Regions from separate parts of the Mus musculus genome. Here region 2 is linked to region 1. Evidence: chromatin loops called from intact Hi-C (ENCODE). Cell type or tissue: left cerebral cortex. All regions are shown on one strand. Links, peaks and the distances in the headings refer to the core of each region. The heading gives the core; the rest is flanking DNA.

Evidence for each region. A loop is a pair of places that touch in the nucleus more often than their neighbours do. Peaks named below come from ENCODE experiments on the same cell type or tissue, not always from the same donor. Only the 100,000 strongest peaks of a DNase experiment are listed, where the experiment ranks them.
Region 2: it touches region 1 in a loop (2.7-fold over the local background); 3 of 42 quality-filtered maps call a loop at or near these places.

The regions. Positions count from the first base shown.
Region 1 is chr8:72,169,610-72,184,900 of GRCm38, forward strand. Rab8a (RAB8A, member RAS oncogene family) reads left to right here. Exons shown (of 8, transcript NM_023126.2): 3 at 1,631-1,691; 4 at 4,917-4,994; 5 at 6,231-6,320; 6 at 6,714-6,779; 7 at 8,011-8,061; 8 at 10,436-11,757. The coding sequence ends at 10,528. Among named protein-coding and RNA genes, the nearest start is that of Hsh2d, 12 kb to the right of the region's middle. In left cerebral cortex, for the core only: a CTCF peak has its summit at 7,980 (motif pointing right); a DNase peak (open chromatin) is centred at 7,990.
Region 2 is chr8:72,380,027-72,395,317 of GRCm38, forward strand. It overlaps Eps15l1 (epidermal growth factor receptor pathway substrate 15-like 1), which reads right to left. Exons shown (of 24, transcript NM_007944.3): 7 at 11,864-11,989; 8 at 9,382-9,441; 9 at 6,835-7,062; 10 at 4,741-4,898; 11 at 2,654-2,810; 12 at 2,301-2,386; 13 at 1,391-1,463; 14 at 868-1,029; 15 at 83-280. Among named protein-coding and RNA genes, the nearest start is that of Gm46043, 27 kb to the right of the region's middle. In left cerebral cortex, for the core only: a CTCF peak has its summit at 7,794; no DNase peak of the experiment used is centred there.

The DNA.
Region 1 (15,291 bases), core at 5,955-10,954:
ACTGTGAGCATCTAGGACCCCATCACTGATGTGGGCTGCGAAGTAATCCAACATCCTGGAAGGCTGAATTCAGCCAGCCTTGAGCAAACAGACCCAAGTCACATTAAAGAGCAGTGGTATACATTTGTCATCCCAACCCTCATGAGGCAGAGATAGGAGGGTCACAGCAAGTTCTAGGCCAACGTGGCCTACCTAGTGAAAACTTGTGTCAGAACCAAACAGAAGAGTGTAATCAAACACTCAGCCAGCCAGGCCCCCCTGGGAGGGAACAAAGAGCCTAGGTGCCCCTCCCCCATGGCATGCTCAGGTCTCTTTAGTCTCAGCATGAGCCATCACCTGGCTTGTCAGTATCTCTAGGGGAGCCTCCTGGGTCCCCTTATCTCTAGCTAGTCATCAGTCCTGGCCACATGGTAAGTTACAACCCATAGAAGTCCTCCACTTCCAACACAGTGGCCATGCTGCAGCCTTTGTGCCCAAGTCCAAAGTGACAGTCCTAGCCAGCCAAGCCTCCTGCCCCAGCTCCTCCCTTTCCACCTCACCGCTCAGCATTCTCAGCCAAGAGAAGAGTCACTAGAAGGCTGGCCTGGGCAGCGATTAACATTCTTCACCATGTATGTTCTCTGCAAGTTCCACCAGCAAGTCATCTGAGAATTAACATTAACATTAAGATGAGAGATTTGGAGCTAGGAACAGGACTCAGTGGCAGAGCACTTGCCTTAGCATACATAGAACACTTGAGTTCCATCCCCTGTGCCATAGTAAAATAAGATTCAAAGTCAGTGGGCCAGCAAGATAGCTTAGCAAGTAAAGGTGCTTTCTGCAAAGCCTGTTGACCCTGAGTTCAATCCCAAGACCTAGACCTAGAAGGAGAAGACCGACTTCTGCAAGTCTCCAGCCTGTGCTTTGGCACTCACGAACAATAAAAATAACAGAAAACATTGCAGGCAAGATGTAGAGCTCGGAGTCAGCACTGGGCCTTTCTGTGGAATCCAGACAGCCAGGGCCTTCAGGAAGAGCCAGGGGCTCAGTAAGTCACTTTCTTCCAGACCTAGGGATGGAACTATGACCTTGTATGTACTAGGCAAACACTACCACCAGGTACACCCTGTCCCTTTCTTACTCTCTGACAGTGTCCTGCTGTGAATCCCAGGCTGGCCTGGAACTTACAGTCCTCCTGCTTAGGCCTTTCTAGTGCCAGGATGACAGATGAGTATGTAGCTCAGTAAAACACCTGTTTGTAAACCACACACCCCATATATGCAGGTGGCATTAACTCAGATGCCCCCTCCCTGGACACAACCTCCTTCATGCAGGTAATGACAGAATGCACTTTGGAGCAGCAGCCCCTGAGCTCACCCTGCTCTTTCTGACAGTCAAGACTACGGCCTACCCTCAGCATTGGCTGCAGGGACCCCAGGACATACCTTGGAGCTAATACGTGGAAGGGTAGAGGGGGCACAGGCCACTGGGACATTCGACCAGGGGGCTCGGAAGGGCTTTGGTCTATCATTCCATATGCCCTTCTGTGTAATCACAGGAACAGAGGTGACTCTTTGTTGAGCAGGAGGGACTCAAGGGAGAAATCCAGCAGGCCAAGGGTGTCACTAATACCATTCATCTTTGCTTCTAGGGACACGGCCGGCCAGGAGCGGTTTCGAACAATCACGACAGCCTACTACAGGGGTGCCATGGTACTGACTTTTTATTGTTGAAGTAGAAACAAGTAGTAGTAGTAAGGCCTGAGTGATCGGCTTCTGTTGTTATTGTCTCATCTTATTAAAACAGTCCCAAGATATAGCCCAGGCTGGCCTAGAATTCACAATATAGCCAAAGCTGGCCTGGGACTCAAAATCCTTCTGTCTTACCTTACCAAGTGCACACAGTTTGTTTTATATGTTTTTAAAATGTTGTTGTGTGTATTTGTGTGTGCATGTGTGTACATGACTGTGGAAACCAGAGGTCAGGTCACCCTCCAACATTATTCCTTGAGTGATTCTCACTGGCTTGGAACTTGCCAGTAAGACCAGGCTAGCCCAGAACTCACTTTGTAGTCCAAGCTGGCTGGAAACTCACAATTTTCCTGTCTTAGCTTCCCCAGGCTAGGATATCACAGGTGTGTGCCACCATACCTGGCCAACCTTTGTGTCTTGCAGAGCCTGTGTTCCAACTCTTTAGGTAACTCAGGACCCGAACTTGCTTTAAAGAGGTCAGTGTGCCCTGACTGGCTCTCTGAAACATTATCTCCTCGTATATAATAACCTCTGGACCTCAGACCCAGTGTAGGGATGAGAGAAGCACCAGGGAACCATCCTTCAGGCGAAGGCAAGCCTCGGCTAGCCTCCACAGAGACCATTAATACTCTGGAATTTACTAGAACAACTTGAAGTTTGGACTTACTTGGGGTTATCATTGTTCCATCTTCCACCTGGACCTGCACTAGCAAACTCACCCCCACATATTTTCCCTGTGGAGATGGGGAAGGGTAGAGGGGGAGACAGGAAAGAACAGGTTCCCACCCTGACCAGGTGCTGCTTGTGTGAGACTATGCAAAACAATGCGTGAAGGAACAAAGAAAGCAGGAGGAGCCACTTCAGTCCTACCCAGAATCCTGGGCCACCTTCCAACCTACCTCCTCTCAGAAATGTCCCCACATTCCTGGGGAAACAAATGGATATCTGTCCCAGAGTCCCATTCTTTCACCTGTGCCTTCTGTAGCTCAACCAGCCATTTAGGGCCACAGGCTCCCAGTTCTTGCCAGCATGCTATCCATACTGTGAGCACAGTGTGAGTCTCAGTCCTCGTGGAGGCCTGAGAACTTAATGAGGACTGGGATCAACAGGCATGAATAGTGACATTAGACTAAGTATTTAGAGCATCCCAGGAAGGGCAGCCAACATTGGAGACTCAGTCCTATGGTCTGCAACCATAGCATCTTCTATGCTAAGGTTAATTTTTTTTTTTTTTGCCCTTCCTGGGGACTGGGGTCAGGGGTACCTCTGTCCTCTGGAGAGAGCTATTTGGACCTCTCTAGACTCAGATAGTCTCCCTGAGCCTCTCCCCACCTCCCCCCCATGACTGGTAGCACCCTCAGTTTTAGCCTGGTTCTCGTTGGATCATGGCCATGCCCTGATCAGGTGCGGACAGGTGTGGACAGGATCCTGAGACTTGGCAGTCCAGCCTGAGTTCACACACGGATTCACTGGCTGTGCCCGAACCAGCACCAAGACGGTGGGAATCTACTTCAGTGTTGTTTTGATGAAACATGTTCTCACTGTGTAGCTTAAGCTGGCCTGGAACTTCTGATCCTTCTGCCTCAGCCTCCTGTATGCTGAGATGACAGGTCTGTGCCACCTTACATACATGTAAACCATGCCTGGGTTACAAGGAGCCAATGATGGAACCTGGGGCTTCATGCATTCTAGGCAAATGCTCTGCCAACTGAGCTACATACACTTTTTTGTTTTGTTGTTTTGAGATAGGGTGTCACTGTGTAGCCCTAGCTGACCTGGAACTCACTATGTAGACCAGCTTGATTTTGAACTCAGAAACCTGCCTGACCCTCCCTTTTCCTGGGTATTGCTATTAAAGGCAAACACTGTCATACCCAGGCTGATTTTTCTCTTGGCATCATCTCTGAACCTCAGACTTGTAGTGAGCCTCTGCATCAGCCTCCTGGGTGCTAAAATTAGTTAGTGAATTATTAGTTATAGCTTGCGCGGGCTAGTTACAGCTCACACAAAAAGCCCATGTCACTTTGTTTTTATTTGGTTCTGGTTTCAGGACTGGGAATGGAACCCAGGCCCTGACTCGGGCCTGCCATTGACCTATGCCCCGGCTGGTCCTTCCTCTTCCACGGCAAATGTGGGCAGCCTTAGAGATGGGCTGCTGCATTCTACAAAAGACTCTCCCCTGTAGTGGATGCCTGAGGGAGAGGGGCAAGCAAGGCCTAGGCTCCAGCCAGCTACAGCCTGGAAACACACGGTGCTTCATCCTATGTGGGCCTCCTGATAGTGTTACCAACTAAGCCATTGTAGGCGCCTCATAGGAAACCCAGGCCTAGACTCCTGCAAATTCTCTTTTGACCTATACACACACACACACTCCTGAAGCTACATAAGGAAATCCAGGGCTGTACCAGACTATCAGAGGGTGATTGCTCTCTGATTCAGTGTCCTCTGTCCTCTGAGGCTTGTGTGTATGTGTGTGTGGGGGGGGGGGGAGAAGGGGGGATCTACATATAGCATAGGCTGATCTCAACTTGCAAGAGTCCTCTTGCCTCAGCCTCTGAGTATTATTTCAAGCATGAGCCAGCACTCAGGTCTCATGGATTTCCATCTTAACAAAAAGATCTATCTTCCTATGCCTCAGTTTCTCCTCTATAGTAGCAGTGAGTCAGTAGAGTTAAGCTGGGCTGAGGCCACTTTCTGCGTCTTTTGGATCTGTGGACTCTGTTAGGTATCCCCTCATATTCATTAGGGATCTGAAGAGACCACTTATCCTGGTCTCTTCAGAAAGCAGATCTCAGCTCTGAGTCACTGGAAGGCACATGAGGTCAGACATGGTAGGGTCCCGACCCTTCCAAGGGCAGGGCCTGAGTACATAGCCCAACCTGCTGTAAGCCTAGCACATAGTAGATAGGATGCCAGGTATCCTGAAGAGGCACTGGTTGAGTCTGGGGGTCTTTGAGGGTCCAGGCACACATTTGTGCTGGCATAGGGAGCCAGCAAGGCTCATTACAAAGTGTTTCAAGGTCTAGCTTGGGAGTCAGAAAGGTCACTATGTAGGTAGAGAAGATGACAGCTAACTGGCTGGCCAAGACAGTGGTCATCTCCAACAGTGGCCACATCCAGTCCTGATGGGTACACTGCCTGTCCTGTAGACCCTCAAAGTCCATGTCCCACTCTCTCCCCAACCAGGGTATCATGCTGGTCTACGACATTACCAATGAGAAGTCCTTTGACAACATCCGGAATTGGATTCGGAACATTGAAGAGGTGAGTGTACCCTTTTGCTTCCTCTCCTGGGCTGTGACTCGGAGCCAGGAACCTGGGAGACAGGTAGAGAGAGAGGAATAGGACCAAGACCCCTGCTGTCCACCTGAAATCATCATTGGCCCACAAGCCACACAGTGCTATTTGGCTGCTCTTACAATCATTTCTGTTTGGGGTCACATGAGCATTTGGTCCAAACATTTTGAGCTGCTGTGCAACAGGGTATGAGCCTGTCCAAGTCCACATTTGGGACAACAGGTAGTCATAGAATGAGACCCTGAATTATAAAGGGATAAAGAGGCAGCCAGTCCAGCCTACCCTCCCAAAGCCAACTTTGTCCTCTGTCCAGGTGCTAGCCACACCTATTCCCTCCCTGGCCAGCTCCACCTATAGCCCTGATGACTAAGCAGGTGGGGCATTGGATCTAAGGTGTCAAGAACTTCACCTGTCTACAAAACCACAAAGGAGCACTTTTCGCTCTGGACCCAAGACTGGTGGGCACCCAGGCCAGGCAGAGACGAAATTGAGAGCTTTGAGCTTGTGTTGGGACCAGGCCTTTGCCCTGGCTGTAGAAGTCATCTTGGTCAAAAGAGGAGTTCTGATTTTGGCTTTGGGGATACCCTGAGTGATCCTCTGGCAGACAGGAGGTATGACAGGGAGCAAAGAATGAGTTTCCCCTACAGCAGAGCTGCTCTCTGATATTCTCTCCTTTGGGAAGCATGGTCTCTTCTACAGAGGAGCTGCTGGAGGGACTGATGAGGGACCCATCTCTAGGAGAGCAGTCAGAGCTGAGCCAAGCCTGGGTGTTCAGCAAGAACTTAGCAGGAAGTCTTGCCTGTTCTAGGCACAGCCTTGTTTCTAGAATGTATAGAGAAGAGAAAGTTGAAAGATCCAAGCCGGCATTGGGACTTAAGCTGGCAAGTTGTTCAGTGGATAAAGGCACTTGCCAGCAAGCCTGATATACTCAGTTCAATTCCTAGAACCCAGATCATGGAACCCAGATGTAGCATGGTGTGTGCATGGGATGGCTCACAAGCTAACATGGAACTGCTCTAGAGGGCGTGGATAAGGTCTCTGAGCATCTGCTCTGGGAGTCATGCCTCTGGAGCCTAGTGACCATGATCTGTGCAAGCCATTTGCACAGTCAAGAAGTGTTCAACCACTAGGGACATGAGCTGCCAGCCACCAAGCAGTCCACACCCTGCCCTCCACGTTGACCCTGATCTGCCCTCTTCTCAGCATGCCTCTGCAGACGTGGAGAAGATGATACTGGGGAATAAGTGTGATGTGAATGACAAGAGACAGGTGTCCAAGGAACGGGGAGAAAAGGTAGGTGTTGCCCTCGTGATCGTTTTCAGCTTGGGTGCTTCTTCCTAGTCTTTTTGCCATCCTGACTTGCCTGAGATAGAGAGATCCTTGTGAGGTGATAACCCTAGGCAAGACAGAGCTTCCTCGTGGCTAGCAATGAGAGCTTGGCAGTGAACTCTTATCTTGTCACCAGAACCAAGCAAGGCCAGGCACAGCTGGCATCACAGCAGGGAACAGAGCTGGCTTAGGCTATGCCACATTCCTCTCCTCTGCACCCTCCCCACGTGGTGTGCAGTACCATCACACAGTGAAGGTAACACCCTTAGCTTGAGTATGGTAGCAGCCCATCCCAGTTTCCATTCCTTAGGAAACAATGGGAGTCCACACTGTGTTCATGTGTCGCCTTCATTACAGCTGGCACTCGACTATGGGATCAAGTTCATGGAGACCAGTGCAAAGGCCAACATCAATGTGGAGAATGTGAGTCCAGTCAGATCCTGCAGGGAGCCATGGGCTTGTGGGATCAGTGCTCCAGGGCTGGAGGGGCTTTCCTTTGGGAGATTCAGCCTGGAGTATCCAGAGGGATTGGCCTCTGGCTCAGGATGCCCTCTGTCAGGCACTCAAGACACAGTCTCACTAGCTCAGCAAATGAGGGAAATCAAAGCTCAGATTCCAGTACCTAGTACCCACTACCTACACCCAGCTGTGTTCCTCTCAGCCACACTATTAATTCACATCCCCAGTGAGGATCCAGGTCCCAGTGCTGTGCCCTCATCCTTATGTTGTCCCCAAGGCAGTGCCAGCCTGGCACCTGGCCCTCAGCTTTTCTCACACAGCCCTAGTGACACTCAAAAACAGACCTGCAGAGCTACCTGTAATCTCAGCACTCAGGAGGCTGAGGCAGGATTGCTGAGACCAGCCTGGGCTACACATCAAGACTGGGGGCGGGGGCTAAATCGCTCACATCACTCCACAAAGTACCCAGAGGACGGTGGCCAAGGCCTTTGTCCTGTTCAATTCCCTTCACTCCTACTCCTCCCATAAGCCACTTGGGCCTGCCCTCCCCAGCCTTTGCTACACTCCTTTCCTGCCATCAGATTCTTGTTCCCCTGTCCAGGCCAGCCCATCTCCATGCACTCTCCCCTGGCCCCACTTTCCAGGTCTCCAACACTGCATGGAGATGCTAAATCCAACCTACCTCAGATTGTCCCCTCCATGGGACAGCAGTCATTTGCAAACTGGAATTTGTAGCTGTTCTTTAAAGAGAGGAGGAACCAGGCTTGATAGTGATGCCTGTTGTCCCAGTACTTTGGAGGTGGAGGCAGAAGAAACAGGAGATTTAAGGTCATGTTCAGCTACAGATGTCTAAGGCTAACCTAGACTCTCTAAAATTAAAATTAAAAAAAGGAATTGGCATGGACAGAACATAGCCATGGATAGATAATCCTTCCAGACCCTTCTGAACCAGTTAACCACGCAATACCTTTGGGCAAATCACATGGTCTATGAGCCTCATGTCATCAAGGGCCAACTGAGAATAATGCCTGCTCGCATTCACAGGATTGTTGGTTTGGGGGAAGGCCTTTGTTCCAAGGTGCTCTACAGGGGGTGACAGATGGGAGCCTGACTGGGGACAGGAGGCAGACCTCCCTTCCCTCTAGCCAATAACTTCCCACCACTAGAGGGTGCTGACGGCCTGTTCTTTCCACAGGCATTTTTCACTCTTGCCAGGGATATCAAAGCAAAAATGGACAAAAAATTGGTGAGTCCAAGTCCTTCCTCCATGTGGGGTTCTGTAGGATGCAGCCACCCTTGACTGGGACAGCACATCACTGCCCAGACCTGCCATCCTAGTGAGAGTGTGTGTGTGTGTGTGTGTGTGTGTGTGTCAGTCTGCATGTGTGTACATGCGCAAATGGCAGCCAGAAGTCAGTGTCAGTGTGCTCTTCATTCAGTTCCCACCTTAGCTTTTGAGACAAGATCTCTGATTGGACAGTGAACCTCGGGCCCTTCTGTCTCTCCTACCCTGACACTGGGATTATAAGTACCACCACCCTGGCTTGGTCTTTGTTCAGTTTTTTTACAGTATTATCTTATTGGCTTTTTCATAGTATGAATGTTTTGCCTGCATGAATGTCTGCACCAAATGCATGATTAGTGCACTCAGAGGCCAGAGAGACTGATAGGAACAGAGGTACAGATAGGAACTACCATGTCATTCTGGGAATTGAACCCAGGTCCTCTGGAAAAGCAGCCAGTGCTCTAAACAGCTCTTCAACGCTTATTTATTTATTTATCTGTTTGTTTGTTTGTTTATTTGTTTTTATTTAGAGTCTCCCTTTTGGGGCAGGGAGGACACATGTATGCTGGTACCTCAGAGGCATGGGATCCCTGTAGCTGAAGTCACAGATAGTTGTAAGCTGTACCTCATGGGTGCTGGAAATCAAGCCCAGGTCCTCTGCAAAAGCCACTGGTGCTCCAACTTGTGAGCTATCCAGCCTCCACACCTGGCTGATGTCTGCTGGGGGTCAACCTCAGACTGAGCCATCACTGCGACCCTTTCAAGCCTAGCAGGCCATTGCTGAGAAAAGAAGGCAAAGCTTTCCTGACTGAGCTTAACATGTCACTGAAGCCTGGGGACACTAGGAATACAATGTGACCCTGTCCCCTAAGCTCTTACCCTCCCCAGACCTACCTGTGTTACTAGAGATCAGAGAACAATGGTTAGTCCTGAGGCTCTTTTTTTTTTTCCTTTGAGACAGGGTTTCTCTGTATAGCCCTGGCTGTCCTGGAACTCACTTTGTAAACTAGGCTGGCCTCGAACTCAGAAATCCACCTGTCACTGCCTCCCAAGTGCTGGGATTAAAGGCGTGTGCCACCACCGCCCGGCTCCTGAGGCTCTTTGAAGTGTGATCACCCAACAGAATGCGTGAAATACAGCCTGCCCCACACGTTCAACTGGGCTCTGAGCCACCAGTGAGGCACAAGGTGGACTCGTGGCATCTCTTCATGCTTACATCTAAACGGCAGCATTCCCTGTACAACCTATGTACCAGGCAGGCAGTACAGCACACAACTCAGAGCTTCGTTTGATAGCAGACCTATACTGGAAGAAACGAGCTCACACACACGCACAAAAATAAGTAAATCTAATTTTTTTTTAAAGATTTATTTATTTATTATTATATGTAGGTACACTGTAGCTGTCTTCAGACACTCCAGAAGAGGGAGTCAGATCTCATTACGGATGGTTGTGAGCCACCATGTGGTTGCTGGGATTTGAACTCCGGACCTTCGGAAGAGCAGTCGGGTGCTCTTACCCACTGAGCCATCTCACCAGCCCGTAAATCTAATTTTTAAAAACCTTCTTTGTAAGAAAAGGACTAGCGTTTAGCTCCTGTGTTGCTAGCAACAGGTGGACCTCTGCACCACTGGAGCACAAGAGGCAGAAAACTCTATGCCTCCATGATAGACGATAGGGGTGTTTAGCATAGATAGGTGAGTAGATGGGGAAAAGGTAGGGAGGAAGGAGGAGCAGAGGAGAAAACAAGATGATTGTATCGCTGGAGGATGTGGCTAATGATAGAGCACTTGACCAGCATCAGGGTCCTCAGGTCATTGCCCAGTGGCAGCAAGAAACAGAAGAGTGTGGAAGGAGGTGTCTGGGTGTTGGTGGGGAGGAAAAAAGAAAGAGTAACGGCCTGGGGGATGGTGAGAAGCAGATGAAAGCAGCCTGGGGGCCGTGGAAGGTGAATGAACGGTCAGGAGACAGTGGGATGCTTTTGGAAGAGAGTGGCAGATTTTGAGGGTGAATGACTGCAAGAGTTTGAGTGGATGTGATCGATCATAGGGGAGTGGGAAGGGTGATAATGGGTAGGTGGGGGATTGGATAGGGGGTGGGTAGTGATTCAGAAGATAGAGATTCGATGAGTAGATGGACAGTAAGTTAGCAGGGAATGGTTGAACATCAGGGGGACAAATAGATGGATGGATGGCTAGTGGGTGATTGGATCTAGGGTAATGGATGGTGGAGTGATTAGTTGGACAGTTATGGACAGACCATTTGACAGCTGTTTGTGGGTAGTAGGTAGAGCTGACAAGCCACAGTAAGTAACAAGGCAAACTTGTGACTTCAGGAAGGGAACAGCCCGCAGGGGAGCAGCCATGGAGTCAAGATCACAGTGGAGCAGCAGAAGAGGACCAGCTTCTTCCGGTGCAGTCTCCTGTGAGGACAAGGTCTCTGCCCATTCTGAGCCTGTGCTCAGCCCAGCTGACTGTGCCTGCCCCGGGCCAGCCTCCACCTCTGATGTTTGGACACGGCTGCCCGGACTCGATTGAGAAATTGATTATTTTTTAGTAACCGTCTGATCTTTTCCACCTTCAGAGATGGAGAGAGTTAGAATTTTGCTGTTTTTCCTATGTCATCTGCCAGTCAGGCCTATCCGTCCCCTGCCTCATAGGCACAGATGGAGAGAGGTTGGGTGGGGGCCCGGCAGCCTCCATTTCCAGCCTTCTGTCCTTCCAGCACAGAAGGTAGCCAGCGGTAGTGCCCAGCCTGCCTGGCCCCCATACTCCAAGCACCACCACCGGGGCCACTGAGGGACAAGCCTGCACCTGCCTTCAGCTGTTCTCAGTTGTGGACAAGTGACAGCCATGTCCACTGTCTCCTTACGTGTCAAACCAAAGGGAAGCACAAACTAAGGAAAGCTCACTTAGAGGATTTTGGAAGAAGTGGACCGCTTCCATGGCCAGAGCAGGATGGGAGTCTGCGATTCAGACTGAGGTGACGTCACCACCATTCTCCCATGACCCACTGTCATTGGGCCACCTGCCTCAGTGGCACCAAAACCGCCTCCCCAATCTTCTCTGGCTGGCTCTAATCGGATGTTCATTTTCTATCTAAGATGATTTTTTTATTTTTCCAGATTCCTAACACCATGAAATGAATCTGTCTTTGATTTTCTAGCAGCATACCTGGGAAATTGGGAACCAGAATGACTGCCCTGTGCCCACAGGGCACCTGGTCCCTGAGTCCCAGACAAGCATTCCATGGCACAGCGCTCCCCTGCTGTCTTTACCCAGTTGTGATGTGACAGCTCTGTCCTCCTGGGGAGACTGATTGGGACTGATGTCCTGGTGGGAGGGTGTCCTGGTGGGACTGATGTCCTGGTGGGACTGATGTCCTGGTGGGAGGGTGTCCTGGTGGGACTGATGTCCTGGTGGGACTGATGTCCTGGTGGGAGGGTGTCCTTTGGGAGCACCTTTCTTTTTACTCTAACTCTTCCCCCAAGCTCCAAGCTGCTGTCAGTCCAAGCTGTCAGTATCAAAATCTCTCCCTTTTTTGAAATTAAAACCAACGTACCAGCAATAGTCACCTGCCCTCCCCTGGAGTCTCTGATGTACCATGTTTACACTGACTAGTGCACTCAGAAAATTAGATTAAAGTGCATTTAAAAAGAAGTAGTTCCACCTGTGCAGCACCACCAGGTGGCTGTGATTGGTTACAGGTTCAATAGGTGCCTTTTAGCAAAAAGTGGCCTGAGGCCTAGAGAGGTGGCTCTGCAGTTGAGCACTCGCAGCTCTAACAAATGAGCCAGCAGTCATCTATTGCCAGTGTCTCCTCAGTTTGGGGTGGGACATCATCCTTCCCTCCCCATCCACACTAGGATTTTGGCTGGCATGGTCTTTTGGTGGTCTTGTGCTTGCAGTCATAGAATCAGTGAGCTACTTGTCATGTCTGGCAAACACTGCACACATCCTCCCCTCTGGCTCTTACTGCCTACTTCCTACCTGGGAAGCACTCCACCATACTCCCCAAAGTACCTGCCTCTTAAAGGTCCCACCACCTCCTAAGTCCATGCTGAGCTGGATCTGCTTTTTGTGGGGTGTTTTTGTTGTTTTGCATCGGGCCATCATGTAGCCCAGGCTGTTCTTGAACTTGCAGCAAATCTTCTTGACTCAGCCTCTATGATGCTGGAATGGCAGGCAGTCTTCACCAAACCCAGCTGGCTCATATCATTGTGGGCCACAAAGTGGGTCACAGCTCCCACCTCATAGTTTGGAGGAAGATGCCTGGAAGATGGGGAGTGGGTGAGGAAGACAACCAAGATGTGAACACTGGTTATAAAGTTGTACAAAGTGGCACTCTTAAGATCCTTCCTGTAGGAGCTGAAGATGACTTGGTGGTTAAGAGCACTTGTTGCTCTAGCAGAAGCCCGGGTTCTATTTCCAGCGCCCTCCTGGTGGCTCACCACCATCTTTAACTCCAGTCCCAGAGGACTGACACATCTGGGCTCCAACACTATGCACACACATGGACAGACATACATAATGCAGGCCAGACTCTCAAAAAACTGCCTCCTATCTATAGCATAACTCACATCCCTGTAGAATTAGTTGGCCCTCAGAAAGAGCTCAGCATATCTGGTCCTGCCAGGCATATTTGTAATCTGGGTTCCAAGCCAGTGTTTACCAAGCAGGGTGCAAGGACAAGATTTGGTGCCCACGGTCTGCTGAAAATCATAGCCCCTTTTGTTGACTTAGATTTTTCAAAAACCTACTTTAATAAGGGTTCTTAAACACTTCAACCTCCCTTCTAGCCACCACCTACCAGAGGTTGTAGAAGTGAAAAGTTAATAGGAAATGGGGGTTGTGGGCCTGTTTAGAAATAGTTCTTTGGGGCTGTTTCAATCGTTCTTGCCAGCAGTCGCTCGGCAGTCAGCACTCACACAGGAATCAGCACCAGGAGTACTATCAAGAAGAAACTGAGGCTCTGCCAATCAGTCCAGAGTCTGTGGAAACCACCGGAATATCACGAGAAGTTCTTTGACAAGTTACTCTCTATGGAGTTAGGAAACACAAAGATCAGCAAACCCATACAAGAGCGTTGTCAGTGAAGACTAGCCAGGCAGAGCAAGCAAACCCACGCTAGAGCCTTGCTCCACTCTCCGTGGGGTCATTTTTATATTCTGTCTAAACAAAATATCCTTTAACCCGTGTCTGCTTCAGCAAAACATCATCTGATATAATAGTTTCCAAAGAAACCAGAAATTTCTACTTTAGCCTTTGAGCAGAGAGATGTTTGGGTTTGTTTGTTTTTCGATATAATAGAGTAATAATGAAAATATCTAAGATAAAAAGGGCACCAAGGAGCAGGTCATGAGACCTATTTAGGCTGTTCCCAGTACTGGGGAAGTTAGGACAGAAAAAGACTAGTGTGAGCTCTATATGGATTTGGAAGAGGCTTTTTAAATTTATTTTTATGTGTTCTCCCTACATATGTGACTGTGTACCACATTCATGCCTGTTGCCCCTGGAGATCAGGAGATATTTTGGGTTCCTTAGAGCCACTTACAAGTGAGCCACCATGTGGGGGCCCTACCAAATCCTAGTACTCTGCAAGAGCAATCAGTGTTCCTAACCACCAGCTGTCTCAAGCCCTTGGACTTTTTTTTTCTTTTTTTTTTTCTTTTCTTTTTTTTTGGTTTTTCGAGACAGGGTTTCTCTATATAGCCCTGGCTGTCCTGGAACTCACTCTGTAGACCAGGCTGGCCTCGAACTCAGAAATTCGCCTGCCTCTGCTTCCCAAGTGCTGGGATTAAAAGTGTGTGCCACCACGCCCAGCAGACATGTTTTTAACAATCACAGATTTTTAAAATATCCTCCCCAACATCAAGATTACAATATGTTTTATCGCCTAGTCTTCATGCACAGGCCACTACTTCCCATTGTCCCCCTTGGTGAGTTGCCACTGGCAGCCTGTCATCTGTCTGTAGATTTGCCTGCCAAGCTGTGTGCCAGTGTGGTTACACAAACCCTTCTGCTCCTGGCTGATGTTGCTGAGCAACAGCTTCTGATGGATGGTTTTGTTGAGACAGGGCCTCATTATGTAGCCCCAGCCACCCTGTACTCGATATGTAGAGCACTCTGGCCTTGAACTCACTGAGATCTACCTACTTCTGCTTCCCACATGCTGACATTAAAGGTGAGTGCTATCATACCCTGCAGTAGCAAGTTTTTACCTTATACAAGTTGTAGCCTGGGACAGAACTTCCTTTTTTTTTTTTTTTTTTTTTTTTTGGTTGAGTAATATACCAGTGTGTGGTATCATGTTTTGCATATCCTTCCAGGGTTCTTGGGCTCACAGTTCAAGCCCAGTGTGGCAATGTTGAGGTAGTAGAACTTCTCTATTTTTTGAACTTAAAAAAAAGGGGGGGGGGACTGTTCTCTGTGTGTGTGTGTGTGTGATTCCTGGGGATCAAACTCAACTCAGGTCATCATGCTTGGCAGTGAGTGCCTTTATCCCTTGAGCCATGATGCTGCTCACACACATGCTCACCTTTTGAGATAGGGTACAGCGTAGACTGGCCCAAATATAGCTTCCCTCCTGCCTCAGCCTCTCAAAGTTCACAGACAAGAGGTACCCCATTATTCCTTCTACTTCAACTTTGGCATCTAATGTTGTACCTGCACAGAACTGGTGCCAGTCAGTGTTTGAGAAATGAACAAAAGGATGAACAAAAGAAAGAAGAGAAGCAGGGTCATATGCAGAAAGAAGGATAAAATGGGGCCCCACTCCTGGAGTCTGGGCCAAGCTGATGCAGCTCCGCTGTAGCTACCTACCCTAAAGGCTGTCCACTGAAGCTCACCCTATGATGTCAACAGAAGAAGCTGATGTGGAGAGAGAGGGATCTCAGAGTGTCGCCCCCCCCACCCCAGACTCCTGCCACTCTGTTATCTTCCATCAGGTATCCCTGTCTCCCCTGCCTTGGTGGCCACCACTATTCCCTTCCTTCTGAAAGGACTCTGGCCAGCTCCAACACGGGGAGCATGGTTCTGGCAGCCCTTGCCCTTCGTCCAGATACCTTTGTCTTGCTAAAAATCCCTTTAGATTACGTTCATAAAGCTAGCCCCTGAGATCTATTCCCTTATTTGGCTACTTCCTCCTGAGACTGACTACCAAGTTCAAAGTATGAAGTCCAGCAATAAAAAG
Region 2 (15,291 bases), core at 5,208-10,207, 210 kb after region 1:
GAGGCAGGCACTTCGAGTCACACCCTACAAAGTCCTCAGCAGCTAACCTCACAGTACCACTGACCCATCCCTGTAAAAGTACCTGGTTGATGTCATCCTGTGTGCACTTCAGGGACCTGAGGATGGTCTCCAGCTGTGCACGTCCAGCCTGGATGCTCTGCTCCAGCTGTGTCTCCTCTTGCTGCAGCCGATTCAGCTCTGACTTGGCCCTGTTCAGGTCATCCTCCTGGGACTTCAAGTCTGACTCCTGAGACTGAATCTGGGTTTTCAATGATGAGATCTGAAGTGAGAGCCAAAAGGACTTACAAGTCAGGACACAGAAAGACAGAAAGACACCAAGCTTTCTTTCTCACTGTGTGTGGAGCTAGAGATATAGCTGGTGGATAATGTGCCAGACCAAAATCTCCCTGCTGTCCTCTGATCACACACAAATATATCCACAAATTCTCTCTCTCTCTCTCTCTCTCTCTCTCTCTCTCTCTCTCTCTCTCTCTCTCTCTCTCTCTCTCACACACACACACACACACACACACACACACACACACACACGAATGAATAAGTATAAAGCATAAGGAGTCTGCATAGCCAGAGATCAGTGTACAGGACCTGCAGTTAGAGAAAGCAGATAATATGTGATAAAAGGGGTCACAGCAGGAGGCAGAGGCATCTGCAGCCCTGTTCCCTGTTGTAGGACATCCACGGCATAGTTACTGAAGCCATGCAGTTTTGCAACCTGATCCCTAGGAACAGAAGGATTGTTCACAGATCAGGCCTCAGGTGCCTAGATATTTCTCAGCTGGCATTCTGTCATCTGCTGGCAAGAGCTGTCAGGGAAGCTCGGGGACACTGGCCACACCGTGAACTCACTGTCTGGGTCTCATCCTGGCATTTCTGCCGCACGTCACTCAGCATGTCCCGCAGCTTAGCCTTCTGCTGGTCCATCTCATCCAGGCGGTCCTGGGCATCCTGTTTCTGAGCCTCAAGCTCCTGCAGACTACTAGTTTCCCGGTCTAGGTCATTTTGTAATTCCTATGGAAATGGGTGGTATTGACTGGCACTGGTAACAACAGTTCCCAGATAAGAGGTTAAAGCAGACCCTGGGCTGGACTGTGGTTCAGCCTTAGACACTATGTGGGGAGGGCCTCCGTCCCTGTGCCTGTCAAGGATGAGTATAAGGCCCTAGGGTCTACTTCTGGCACCTGGGCACAGACTAGGCTTGGAGTTTTATACTCGCTGCCTACCAGCTATGAGTGAAATCCCAGGTTCCATCCCCAATGTCACCAAGGAAACAAAAACACATCGAAATCCCAAAGCATTGTCATATATTCAGCACACAATTCTGACTTTTTCCTACATTCAGCAGGCCTGAGCTGAGGCACAGCATCCACACCTGTACTTCGCTGGTTTTCTGTCTGATTGCCTCTTCCTTTTCTCTGATGTCTTGTTCCAATGAGTATTTCTCTCTGCAGGTTTAAAAACAATGGATGAAAAACTCTGGAAGTTCAGGAGGCAGACAGGGTGGAGTAGGAGTGGTCCCCAGCATTAGCAAGGGGCTCCCAGCTGACAAGTCAGCAAGGAAATGGAGAGCTTGAATCCAGAGCAGCAAGGACCTAGCGAGAAGTCCAGGCATATACCTTCTCCTTGGGCTCCAACACCAGCGGACAGCTGGCACAGGCACCTGCACACCCTCCCTATGAGCTACTATACTCATGTCACCAAACTACTTAGTTCTGTGACTGTCACACTAAGAGAAACCACTTCCTATATCCCACATCCAATCAAAGGCACTCAGTAGTCTGACACTGATGGGCCACTCAACAAAGAGGGGCACAGGGGACAAAGAATTGCAGATGAACACCATCCAGTACTGCAGGGACAGTGGGCTATGAGGAGGTACTGTGGGAATCAAAGATATGTTGTGAAGAATTTCCTGAAGGACAAGAATAGAAAGCAAAGCTGGGCTAGGGGAGCCAGGGGGAGTGCATGGAGTGATATGACAGTCGCTGGCTTCTGGTAAAAGGGCAATGAGGAACTGCTCCACTGTGTACAGCAGGTGTGCCAGACTTAAGTCTGTCACCTAAGCTGTGTGCTAGACTCTCATCTCGGCTGTTTGTATCCCTAGGCAACTATGTAGCCACAGCCTGACTGAGGCTACCTGAATAATATAGACTCAGAGCATCAATGATTCAAGCAGAAATAGATCTGAGAAGACTTGTGTCCTCCCCTCCTTCAAAGGCTTATGGGTAAACGGACATAAGACTGCTGCATCGGGACTCACCAAAAAGTAGGCAGCCACATACCTCTGCAACTGTGCGATCTCCTGGCTAATGTCATCCAGCTCTTTAACACCAGTGAACTCTCCTGATGCCAGAGTACTTGAACTGTCCTAGAATTAAAACTTGAAATGTCACAGGGAGCCAAGTAGCTTACATGTCAGTGGGACCAAAGCACTGGCCACTGACTTGAGAACACTCCAGGTGGCCCAATCAAAGGATCCCCATCCCCTTAGTCCCACCCCCAAACGTGGCCTGGAGACTGAGGACTGGGGGGAAGGGAGGGCGGTGGGGTGGGGGTGGGGGGGTGTCTTGGGGCATGAGCACCACCTTCTGGTGGGTGGTGGGAAGAACAGAAACAAGGATGCCTGGCTACTCACTGGAATGGGAGTGCCTCTCTCAGAGGGTGGCACCATGTCAGGCGAGAGGACTTGAGGAGGGTCGATGCCTTTACTGACCTTCTGCTGAATGAAATACATAGCTAGTGCGAACTGCTCTTTGCTTAACTTGCCCGTTTGTCTTGTATCAGCCAGGGCCCTGGGAGAGATGTGGGATGCAATTACACATCACAGTTGCACTTGCCACCTATTCTGAGCCCTCCCCGATTATCAAGCCCACCAGGACCACAGCAAGCCCCGGGCACTGCCTCCATGTTCCCATCAATGCTGATGAGCACTTCCTTAAGGATGGTCACGAGTGCATGGGAGCAATGCTCTGGCCTACAGAACCTGCTTTCAGGAAGAACACCTCCCCACAACACACACCCCTTTAGTTGACTGTGAGGGTCAAGGCTTTCTTGGTTCATTTTGTTCAAGGTACTCCAGAGATGCAAGTGGCCAGCACAGACCATGAGTCCTTGGGCAGATGGGGCAGGGCTACATTCTCATTCCTGTTGAGGCTGTGCATGGTCTCCAGTGAGAGCTGCACTCTGGAGGTCTCAAGACACCCTCCCTGACCACAGAGTCTTCGACAGCAGGAGCTTGCCTTGGGCCTGTGTCTTGTGTGGAACCAGGGAGAACAGAAGTATCCTAGATGAGATGGCACTGCATGGCCTGGTGAGGGCAAGCACTTTTGACTGCTGGTTAAAAGTACAGTCACTTGCCAGAGGTGGGCACAAGGCCTTCATGGGCCCACTCTACAGCAGCTACCTGCAGAGCATAAACGCAAAGCAGGCTTAGGCTGCTGAGGCTTCTCCACTTGAGTGCAACAGTAAGCTCTAAAGAAGCAGGCAGGCTGGCTAAAGAGGCAACTGAGTGTCCCCTGACCCTTGGTGCTGGCTCTCCTCCCTACCTGGCTAGGGTTACTCAAGATGGTTCTTTCAGGTGACCAACTCAGTTCCCTGATCCAGTCAGAAAGCAGCCAGGAAGCTACTCAAGGCTCTGGTTTGGAACAAGCTAACTTACTGGACCACACCAGTTACGTTCAGAAGAATCCTCGCTCTGAGATGTCAGCTCTGTCCAGCACTTAACAGGGGTAGGATGAAGGCAGATCCCTCATCCAGCACCAAGTGTTTGTTATTCAGTGGCCACCATCTACACTAGAACAGCTGTAACAACTTGCAAGAGAACCCCGAAAATCAACCTAATAGCTGATGACTGTCCCTGTGCTAGCTGGCTTTGTAAACTTTATACAACCTAGAGATATCTAGGAAGAGGGACTCTTGAGACAATGCCTTCATCAGATTGACTTGTAGGCAGCTCTGTGGGGGCATTTTCCTCATTAATGATTGGTGGGGTTGGAAATTTCATTGTGGGTGGTGCCAACCCTGGGTAGGTGGTCCTGAGTTGTATAAGGAGACTAAGCAAACCATGGGGAACAAGCCAGTAAGCAGCACTCCTCCATGACCTCTGCTTCTGCTCTTGCCTCCAGGTTCCTGCCTGACACTGTGATCTGGAAATGTAAACAGAAACAAGCCGTTTCCACATTGTTTTGGGTCATGGTGTTCTATCACAGAAATAGAAAGCCTAACTAAAACTATCCTCCATAGGAGAGTAGGAGTTGGACCCTCACCTACACCTCCCAACCCCTTTATGTCATTCTGATTTAATCTCATGTGGCCTTGGGTCTCAAGAGGTACCAGGGTCCACAGAATGTGGAAGAGGACCAGCTGTGGGGTCACCAGCACATCTGGCTGACATTTACTGGCAATGCAGTTGCCCCCCACAAAATCACACTCTGGTGACCCACTCGACTTCAGTGCAATGTACTTGGAATGCCCATGTCCAAGTGGGACCTCACTGGAACTGTCAAGGTCCTTGTTGAGGTTACTCAAGTGGCAGGCAGAGTAACCGTTACAGGTGGCTGTGACAAGGTAAGGCTTGTGGAGAAGACTATTTTCAACACAGCTCTCCAGTATCAGATAAGGGCTGACCCTACCTCCCTGTATACTGTCACCTGGAAAACGGGAGCCCTCCCCACCCTCTTTCCCAGCCTCTCAGAGCACCTCCACCAATGTTTCCATCATTACCAGATGTGTGCCAGAAGGTTCTGAGTGAGGCCTGAGTGCATGAAGATCTCCTTAACTTCCTGGCCACTCACATAGCCATCAAGGTCCAGGTCTGTCTTCAAAAAGATCTCATCAAAGCGCATCTTATCTGCCACAGGCACAACCCAGGCCACTGGTGGCTGAAACAGGTTACAACAGAGTGACTTATTTGTGAGCCCTGTCCCAGTCTCAGCTCTGCTTATACTTCTCACTGACAGTGTCAGGACCATACAGCCCAGTCCAGGACCCTGGCTAGGAGCAGAGAGAATAAAAAAAGGTCAGATAAACATACACACATACAGTGAAGTTCGGGTCAGTGGGGGATCTCTGCTGCTACCATTTCTGCTTCCTGTAAACCCAGAACAATAGCATATGGAGATAGTCTCAGGATAGAAACATCCAGGAAGAAACTGCAGCTGCTGACCAGTTTCCATTTTTTGTTGTTTATTTTCACTATATGATTATCCCTCAGCTCTGGTGAGTCTGAGACAGGAATATTAGGAGTTCATGACCAGCCTGGAACTATAACAAGACCCAGTCTTTTTGGTGTTTTCGAGACAAAGAGTTTTTCTGTGTAGTCCTGGCTGTCCTGGAACTCCAGACTGGCCTTGAACTCAGAAATCTGCCTGCCTCTGCCTCCCAAGTGCTGGGATTAAAGGCGTGCGCCACCAGTAGCAAGTAGCTAGCAAGACCCAGTCTTAATGAGCATGGGATACATTTATCTGCTACTGACTTCTCTATGCTGCACAGCCATTCCCTATGCAGTCTCTTTGGGCTCAAGAGGCATGTCAGTACATGCTAGCTACTGAGCCTTCATGGACACCAAAGCTCTCAGCACTTTCTTACGTGTACACAGACCCTGAGCATATCCTCCCAAGCACTTTCCCCATCTTAACATGACTAAGAATGCCCGACTCAATGTTACAGCTCTGTGCAGTACATTATTTCTTTGTCACAAATGCTCATGGGACAGGGAAATAATGTCCTCTGCCAGGACAGCCTTTCCAGCGTCCAAATGTTCTTCATAGAAAGTCCTAGGTACTGTACCAACAAAATAAGCTCTTGTCCCAGTGCCGGAGCCAGGCACACTGATGTGTGATGAGTGAGAGGGCAGGCCTGTGGTTAGAAGGTGCTGTACTGAACTCAGGCCACACATAACTGCTGTGGCATGTACCCACCCATGTGTGCTCAAGCAGTCAATGTAAACAAAGCAAAACAGCAGGCAATGCAACACCTTACAGTAGAAAAACCTCATCCTTTCATTCAGTCTTAGGGCACTGAAAGCAGTTAGAAAACAGGGGCTAGGGCTGGGAGCTTCTTCAGTGTTTAAGACTGCTTGATGCATAAACATGAGGACAGGAGTGCTGATTCTAGAACCACGTAACAAACAAGCAGGACATCCTGCAAGTGCCTACAACTCCTGTACCAAGAGACAGAGTCAGGGAGACCACTCAGGTATGCAGGCTACCAGCCCAGCTAGGAAAGAAAGAAGAGCCCCAGAGATCAAGAGACCTTGCCTCAAAGGAATGGAGAGACAGTGATGGAGGAGGACATCTGATATCCTCAGTGGACTCCAAATAAAGATGTGTGCACATACTTACACAAATGCATGCATATAAACAGATAAACAGATGAAAGAGTCTGTTGTCAGTAAGGTGAGTCCACAAGCAAGCACAGGTTCTGTGAAGACACTGGATCACTTCAATGAGGACTTGAGCACTAGAGAGCACTGTCCAGGCCCACGTACACCAGGGAACAATTCCACTTACCTGAAAGCAAGCTCATTCTGAACCATACTCATTTTTTAAGGTTCTTTCTTGTTTGTTTATTTATTTAATGCGTATTGGTGTTTTGCCTGCATTCATCTATGCACCACATGCTCAAGTACAGACTGCTGCGAGCTGCCATGTGAGTGCTGGGAATTGAACCTGGTCCTCTGGAAGAGCATTCAGTACTCTTTAATCACTAAGCCATCTCTCCAGCCCCACACCTCTAGTAAGGTTTTAAAAAAATTTGATCAAAGCTTTCTCTTTATTGCTGATGAGAAATGATATACAAGAGGCCTTGGGCACTGACCTGCTTGACGCTGTGCTTCGGGGACAGGCTGCCTGTGCTGTTGAGGCTGCTTACGCTGCCGTGGGATGGTGTGGAGCGGAGGCTGTCTTTGGGTGGGGGACTAGCAGGCAGGACAGGCACAGCTCCTGCAAACACAGTCTTCTTCCTCTTAGAGGGTGGGATGAGGGGCGGGGGCAGGATGGAGGGCACTGGTTCCTTCTCCAGGGCGCGGTACACCAAGTGCATAGCCTGTGGTGTCAATGAGAAGAAAAAGGCACTGGGGGGGTTGGCCCAGAACACAAAGAGCGCCTCATGCAGTCTGGGAGCCATGGGGATTCCTAGAGGCTCTAAGGAAGCTGCTCATCTTTTCTCTCTCATCAGCCTCCTCTGCATCTTCAAGACATGTCCAATTTGGGCAGCTGAGTGAACACAGAAGACAGCCATCCAGACACAGCACACAGCCACTGTCTGTTCCATCCTAAGATCAGAGTTACCTGTGGTCTGCAAAAGTTATGTAGAAAATTCCGGAAACAAAAATACACATTCCTAGCACTTCTACTAGAGTGCACTGCCATGACTAGTGTGAGACAGGTATCTCAAGTTTCCCAGGATAGCCTCACACTCACCAAGTAGCTGAAGATGCCCTTGGACTCCTGACCTTCCTGCTGTGTCCACAGGATTTTGGCATGCTTGGCAAGCACTCTACTCAGTAAACAGCCCAGTCTTTGTTTTAATTACCTCACTACAATCATTACTACTTTATTACCAATCAAAGCTGTAACAACTAAAGACACACAGGGAAAAGTGAAGCTCACATATGTAACAGATTTGCTTGAGTCTCTAGGCACCTATACCTCCCCTCAGCAGGCAGGTTGACCACCAGCCTCAAAGCTTATGATTTCCAAAGTTCTGAAGTCTGGAGGTGCACTGACACCAAGAGGAGACACAGTATGCCCCTAGAGGGGACAGTGTGAGACAGCAGGGAGCTACTGCACTGCAAGAGGAGAGAGATGGTCTAAGTCATGTCTATGTATTTATTTATTCTGAGGCAAAGTCATGGTATAAAGTTGAGGCTGGACCTGAATCCCAATCCTCCTGCCTTAGCCTTCTGAGTCCTGGGATGATAGGCACACTGGCAAAAATCACAGCTTTTGAAGGGTAATTTTCATATCTATGAGTATTTTGCCTATCTGTGTCTGGACATTTTATGTGTACAGTGTCCATGAAGGCCAAAAGAGTGCATCAAATCCCCTGGAGCTGGAGTTACAGACCACTGTGAGCCACCAAGTCACAAATGGAAGCTGGGAATCAACTTGGGTATTCACACTGTAGTAAGATGTGTCTCTGTATTTTCAACTGTTGATTACTGTGAGAGCTAAATGCTGGCAGGATTTTGGCATTATCATAAAAACTTGGCCCATCATCTGCTTCTAATTTGTATGTTAGTCCCTTCCCATCTGCCCAAAACATGAAGGTCAGGAAAGCTCCCCATTGCCTAAAGGCGACTGATCTAAGAAATTTGGAAATGTTGTCTCATTGCTGATTGGTTGCAATAATGAGCTGACAGACAATAGCTAGGGCAGGAGTTGTAGGTGGAGAGGGAGCCGCAGGATAGATAGCAGGAGAGATACTGGCGGCGGCAGCAGGAAAACTGAAAAGGACAGGAAGGGAACAGACATGGACTGGAGTGGGGCAGGGAGGTAAAAGAGGTGGGTCTACAGGGTGGGTCTCAGCGATACAAGGTTAGATTAAGTGGCTAGAGACTGCCCCAGCAAAAGGCCCAAAGCTGTAAACCACATAAACGTCTCCATGTCTTATTTATACCTCAGCTGGGTTTGCAAGAGGCCTGCAACACCAGGTCTGCAGTACCGAAGACATTTCTCCAGCCCCAATCTCACAGATTTTAAAGTCTATTTTAAAATGTAACTGGAAAGTCAGGTGCTGTACACATTTACAATGCTAGAACTTGAGAGATAGAGAAAGGAGAATCAAGAGTCCAAGACCAGCTTCAAGGAGGCAGTGATGGCTAAAGGCTTTAATTGTTTAATCCCAGGACTCAAGAGACAGGCAGACAGAGCTCTGAGTTTGAGGCCAGCCTGGTCTCCAAAGAGAAACCCTGTCTCAAAAAAAAAAAAAAAAAAAAAAAAAAAAAAAAAAAAAAAAAAAAAAAAAAAAACCAAAAAACAGAATAGAACAAACAAACAAAAATATCAGCTTCAATTACCTGAGACTGTCTCAAAAAAACAAAAATAGGCGGGGCAGTGGTGGCACATGCCTTTAATCCCAGCACCCAGGAGGCAGAGGCAGGTAGATCTCTGAATTCGAGGCCAGCCTGGTCTATAGAGCAAGCTCCAGGCTAGCCCACAAAGACAGAGAGAAAGGAGGGCGAAACAGGCATTGTAAGGTAATCACACTGGATAAAAGAGTCTGAACTCTCGAGTACTCCTGAACCTTTTTAAGTACTGGGAAGATGTAAAAATAAACACTTTAACACAAGACTGCAGCACCAACCAATGTGGGCACTTCCTTAGGTCTCAGCAAGGTGGGGACAAGACACAGAGGACTTACCACAGCAAACTCATCTCGGTCCAAATGTCCATCCTTGTCTATGTCACTGAGGTCCCAGACCTAAAGGGGACAGACAGATCCAGGAGAGTGATGTGAGAAGGAAGAGCTTTAAGGCTCACCCAGCACAAGCATGAGACCAAGGCAATCACTGGCCATTAGGGAGCTCTATACCTGTCTTCTAACATACCCACACAAGTGAACATACACAAAGCACACACACATACACACACATCACACACAAAGAAAAGGGAAGAAAAGAGAAGAAAAGAGAAGAAAAGAGAAGAAAAGAGAAGAAAAGAGAAGAAAAGAAAAGAAAAGAAAAGAAAAGAAAAGAGAAGAAAAGAAGAAGCATTTAAAAACTAGTCTGTGAGGTTGAGGCAAGAGGATTGGAAGCTCAAGGCCAGCCTGGGCTACAGAGAGTTCTTGGCTGTCTTGGCTATATAGCAAGATCCTATCTGTGGTGGGCTGGGTGGGAATGCCGTTAGTATTTGCAAACTTAGGCTTTGAGGTTTCAAAAGCTCATGCCAGGTCTTTCCCTGCCTCTCTGCCTATGGATCAGGATATATCTCTCAGCTACTGCTTCAGCACTTTATCTGATTGCCTGCTGCCATGCTTTCCACCATGATGACAATGGACTAAACCTCCGAAACTGTACACAAGTCTCCAATTAAATGCTTTATTATAAGAGCTGCTTTGTTCATGAAGTCTCTTCACAGCAACAGAACAGTAACTAAGACCCTACCTAAAACTATCAAAACAAGAAACCAAAACAGCAGCCTAACCCTACATCTCTCTGAAAACCATGCTCTGATGGAGTGCTGAAGATCAAGGTCGAGATCTGCACCCTTCCTACAGCATGCTCAATTCCTAGGCAACCCTTTCAACTGAAATTTGACTCAAACCTGGGTCCTCTGCAGGTCATAAGCCCTAAGACCCAGCCCCAATATCACAGACTTTAAAGTCTTTTGAAATGTAACTGAACAGGTTCTGCCCATAGTTCTAGAACTTGGAAGACAAAGGCACATCTAGTGGGCATTAAGAGACAGTCTCAGAGCCACTGAGGACCAGTGTTTGTTGCTTTTAGGCTCTACTAGAGTTTAGGAGCCTCTGAAAGACCTCAGTCCCTCTGTAGCAACGCCCCACAGATGACAAGCTTGCCTGACCCACATATACCATAAAGCAAACTGCCAGGATGATGCCTTGGGTGCAGCCATGACCCTCTAGAAGAACAGAGCCCGCAGTAGGGACCTGAAGCCAAACACTTCACATTCATAAGAACAAATTTGAAGTTCATTTTTGATAAGGGATTCCCAATACAGGATCCAGCCAACCAGGCTGGCCTCAAACTCATGCTCCTCCTGCCTCAGCCTTTTGGGATTATGGTGTGCACTGCACACCCACTAAAACTGAGGCTTTAACATAAATAAAGAAATGTACTATGGAGGTAGATCAGGAGTTTAAGGTTACACCCAGCCAATATGGAAGGCAAGAGATCCCATCTCAAAATGATAAAACCCAAAATGAAATATCTAAGACTATTTCTAAACCTGTGAGTTGAAAGTGCCTTAACCTCCAGACTGACAGGCAGGAAAAAGCATTTCCTTAAAAAGAGAAAGCAAGGCCAATGGAATGGCTCAGCAGGTAAAGATGCCTGCTGGGAAGCCTGAAAAGGTGAGTTTGATCCCCTCATAGAGACAACCAGATCATGCAAGCTGTCCAATGACCTTCATAGATACACAGTGGTGTACACATACTGTGCACATCTACACACTAAGTTTTTAAATGTAGGCAGCATGGTGGCACACTCCTTTAATCCCAGTACTGAGGAAGTATAGTTAGCAGATTTTTATGAATTCAAGACCAATACTATCTACACAAAGAGTTCCAAGCCAGCCAGGGCTCCATTGTGAAACTGAAGAAAGAAAAAAAGAAATTTCAATGTAATTATTTTTTAAAGCTGGATGTGGTGGCATGCACTTGTAAACCCAGTGCTGGGAAGGCAGAGACAGGATCATGCCTGGATTCTCTGGCCAGTCAGCCCAGCTCAGCAACTTAGTTAATTCTAGGCCCACTGAAAGACCCAATCTACAAAAAAGTAGATAGCAGTTTAGGAATGCTTCCAAGATTGTCCTCTGAACCTCACATATATACACACTCCTGTGAAGACACTTTTTAAAAACAAACAAACAAACAAACAAACAAACAAACAAACAAGTAGAAAGAAACAAATAGACAAAAGAAAAGAAGGATTCCTGCTAGGCTCAGCGCAGGCTCTCTGGTTACAGGTCCATGTAACCTTCTCCCTCTGCCTGTACCTCCCATTATAAAATGGAAGGGTGCCAGCATCTTCCCGGGGCAGAAGAGCAGTCTTGACATACAGGGAGCATCCGGTGTACAGTGCATGATGGTGGGAGAATAGTGATTGTTAACAGTCAAGCATACTGCAGTGCAGGATGGGAAAACACCCAGCCCAGTACCTTACCCTGCCCAGCACATCCAGAGGTAGTTTCGAGTTCATGAGGACCGGCTTGACCTTGTCTCCAGAGAGTAGCCCATTGACTGGTAGAAGGCTTTCAAAGATGCCATCAAACTTTGCCTTCTCCTCCACCTACCAGGAAAGAAGCCAGACTGAGTAAGAGCAAGTAGTGTGGATCCATAGCCAGGTCTGCCTACTTGGTGAGAGCAAGATGTCTGGGTTTCCAGGGAGAATTTAATTTATGGCTTGGGAGGAAAAGCTCCCTGGCACTTTGAGTCTGGGGGTCATGGGGAGCAGAGGCCAGCAGGGTGATGTTTCCCCTCTGGAATGAACATGACCAAAGTCAGCCTCTAGTGGAACCAATGGCACAGCCTCTCATTCCAGCACCAAGACAGACCTAGGAAGATAGAGGGCTTGAAGCCAGCCTCTGTTATATGGGGAGATCCTGTCTCAGATGTAAATCTCAGTGCCAACATTTTGCTTTTCATTTTGCAAACACAAGCTGTGATGGGGCTCAATGCAGTAAAGGTTTGAGTGCCAACCTCACCACCCAAAAAAAAAAAGGTTTGGAAAAGAGTGCTAGTGCTGTGGCTTGGTGGGTGGAGTGCTCATGAAGCATGCACAAAAAGCCCTGGACTCCATCCGCAGCACATATAATTCACCTGTGATTCCAGCACTCAATTCAAGGTGGAAGCAGGAGGACTAGGAATTCAAGATCATTCTTGGCTGCACAGCAAGTTTGAATACATGAGACCCTAACTCAGAAAAACAAACTAATGGGCTAAGGATGTAGCTTGGTGGCAAAGCCCTTGCCTAAGAAGCTCAAAGGCGTGGTGGCGCACACCTTTAATCCCAGCACTCGGGAGGCAGAGGCAGGCGGATTTCTGAGTTCGAGGCCAGCTGAGTTCCAGGACAGCCAGGGCTATACAGAGAAACTCTGTCTCGAAAAAAAAAAAGAAAGAAAGAAAACAAAGAAGCTCAAAGCTGTCCAAGAGGTGCCTAACAGGATCAAGAAAAAAGGGAGAACATGAGCCATGAGGGTGGGGCTACTGCCATTCTGAAAGCATCCACAGCCCACACTTGTAGTTCAACTCTGGCTCAGGAGTCACAGGTTTTATAGTCATGTATCTCTAGTTTTAACTTACTTATACACATTTAAGTGGGAGCACCCACACCATGGTACTTGTGTGGCAATCAGAGGACAGCTCTCTCCTTCGTTATGTGAATTCAGGATCACCACACTTGGCAGCCAGCCCATCTTTTTTTGTTTTTGAGACAGGTTCTTCCCTACATGACCCATGCTGGCCTTGAATATGTGATCTGTCCTCCATCCTCAAGTTCCCAAGTGTTGTGGAGACAAGCTCGTGCCACTGTGATAAAACAGCGACTGAGACAGAAGTTGGTATCAGGAACTGGGATACTGCTGTGAAGTCCTCACCTGCTGCTTATTGCTGCACGTGAGCTTTGGAACTCTGGATTAGGAAAGTAGTAGAATGACTTAAGTGGGGGATTAATGGATCATCCTAGTAGGAGCATAGAAGACAGTGCTGAGGGTGATGTGAACTGTGGAAAAAGAGTAATAACGTGACCAAAAAAAAAAAAAAAAAAAAAAAAAAAGTGGCCCTTCTCTGAAAAATTTGCCTGAAGCTAAATTAAAAAGTTTGGGATTAACAGGGTTGGCAGAGGAAATGCCAGGGCAGCCTAGTATTATTGACTCTGTCCTGGTGGTTTTTTTTGTTTTTTGTTTTTTTGTTTTTAAACTCTTATATATTACATGTCCATGCAGTTTCCCCTCCCCCTTCTCATTCTAATCCTTCCCCCATCCGCATCCACTCCTCCTCCATTTCCCTTCAGAAAGGGCAGGCCTCCCAGAGATATCATCTATTGTAAAAAAAGAGCAAGCTGAGCAAGGAAAAATACAAAAGGTAGAGCCTGAGGAGAGAAGTTGCAAGAAGTGTGATGGAGCGGAGTCTCGTGCCTACCAAGACCTAAAGGGCAAGACCTCATCCAGTTAAGCTTCTAACTTCTGAAAAGAAATTTTAAAAAAGTTTAGAGTTAGGCATGGTAGTGCTGCCCATAATCCCAGCACTCAGAGGCAGGGGCAGGCACATCTCTGAGTTCAAGACCAGCCCGGACTACAGAGAAAATCCCAGGACAACCAAGCTTAGGCAGTGAAGGAAACCATCAAAAACAGAAAGCTGCTAAAGATGTAACTGAATGAGGAGGCCATGTTCCAGCCCAGGTTAAGAAGCAGAACTTGGCAGCTTTGGCTATGTGGTTCTGGCTTTAGAGGAAAAGATACAAGAAAAGGGTTATAGAATCCCCCTCCACGACTAAGGAAAGCCACTGAGGCCCGGCAGGTAGTAGGGGGGTCCCTACATGAAGCCCACAGAAACCACTGTGTGAAGCTCTGAAAGTGAAGTTTGGATTGCCTTCGAGACCTCAAAATGTTGCAGATGCCAGAGACATGGGATATAGTTTCAACAGAGAGTAGAACCAGCTCACGAGAAAGAAACTTGCTGCAGGCACCAAAGCAGGACAGATTAGAGCACTGAAAAGCACTTTGCTATCAGACATGGATGCAGAGTTTGGAGTTTGCCCTGATGGTTTTCAGTCTTGCTTCTGTCCAGTATATCCTCACTATATTCCTTTTCTTCCCTTTTGGAAAGGTAATGTACATCCCGTGCCATTGTATGCTGGTAAAATGAGATCTATGTTCTCATTTTGGTTTTATAGAGCATTACAGTTAAAGAGATTGCATGACTCTCAGAAGAGACTTTGGACTTTTAAACAGGGCTTGAGACTGTGATAGACAATGAAAACTTTTGAAGTTGGACTGCGTGCATTTTGCATTATGATATGGCTATAAGCCTAGGGGCCAGAGAATGGAATATGGTGGTTTGAATGAAAACGGCCCTCAAACGTTCATAGGTAGTGACTATTAGGAGATAAGGCCTGTTGGGGTAGGTGGGGCCTTGTTGGAGGAAGTGTCATTGTGGGTGGGCTATGTAGTTTCAAAAGCCCAAGCCAGGTCCAGTGGCTTTCTCTTTAGCTCTCCAGCATGTCTGCTTGCACACCATCATGCTTCCCACCATGATAATAATGGGCTAAATCTCTGAAAGTATAAGCCAGCCCCAATTAAATGCTTTCATTTTTAAGAATAGCTAAGGTCAGACTGGAGAGATGGCCCAGCAGTTAAGAGCACTGACTGCTCTTCCAGAGGTCCTGAGTTCAATTCCCAGCAACCACATGGTTTCGCACAACCATCGATAATGGGTATCTAATGTCACCTTCTGAAGACAGTAACAGTATACCCACATACATGAAATAAATAAATCTTAAAAAAAAAAAAAAAGAAAAGATTTGCTGAGGTCGCCGTGCTTCTTCAGTGACTAAGACAGCCACCACGTTTGTTTGCTAATTTTCCTTCCTTA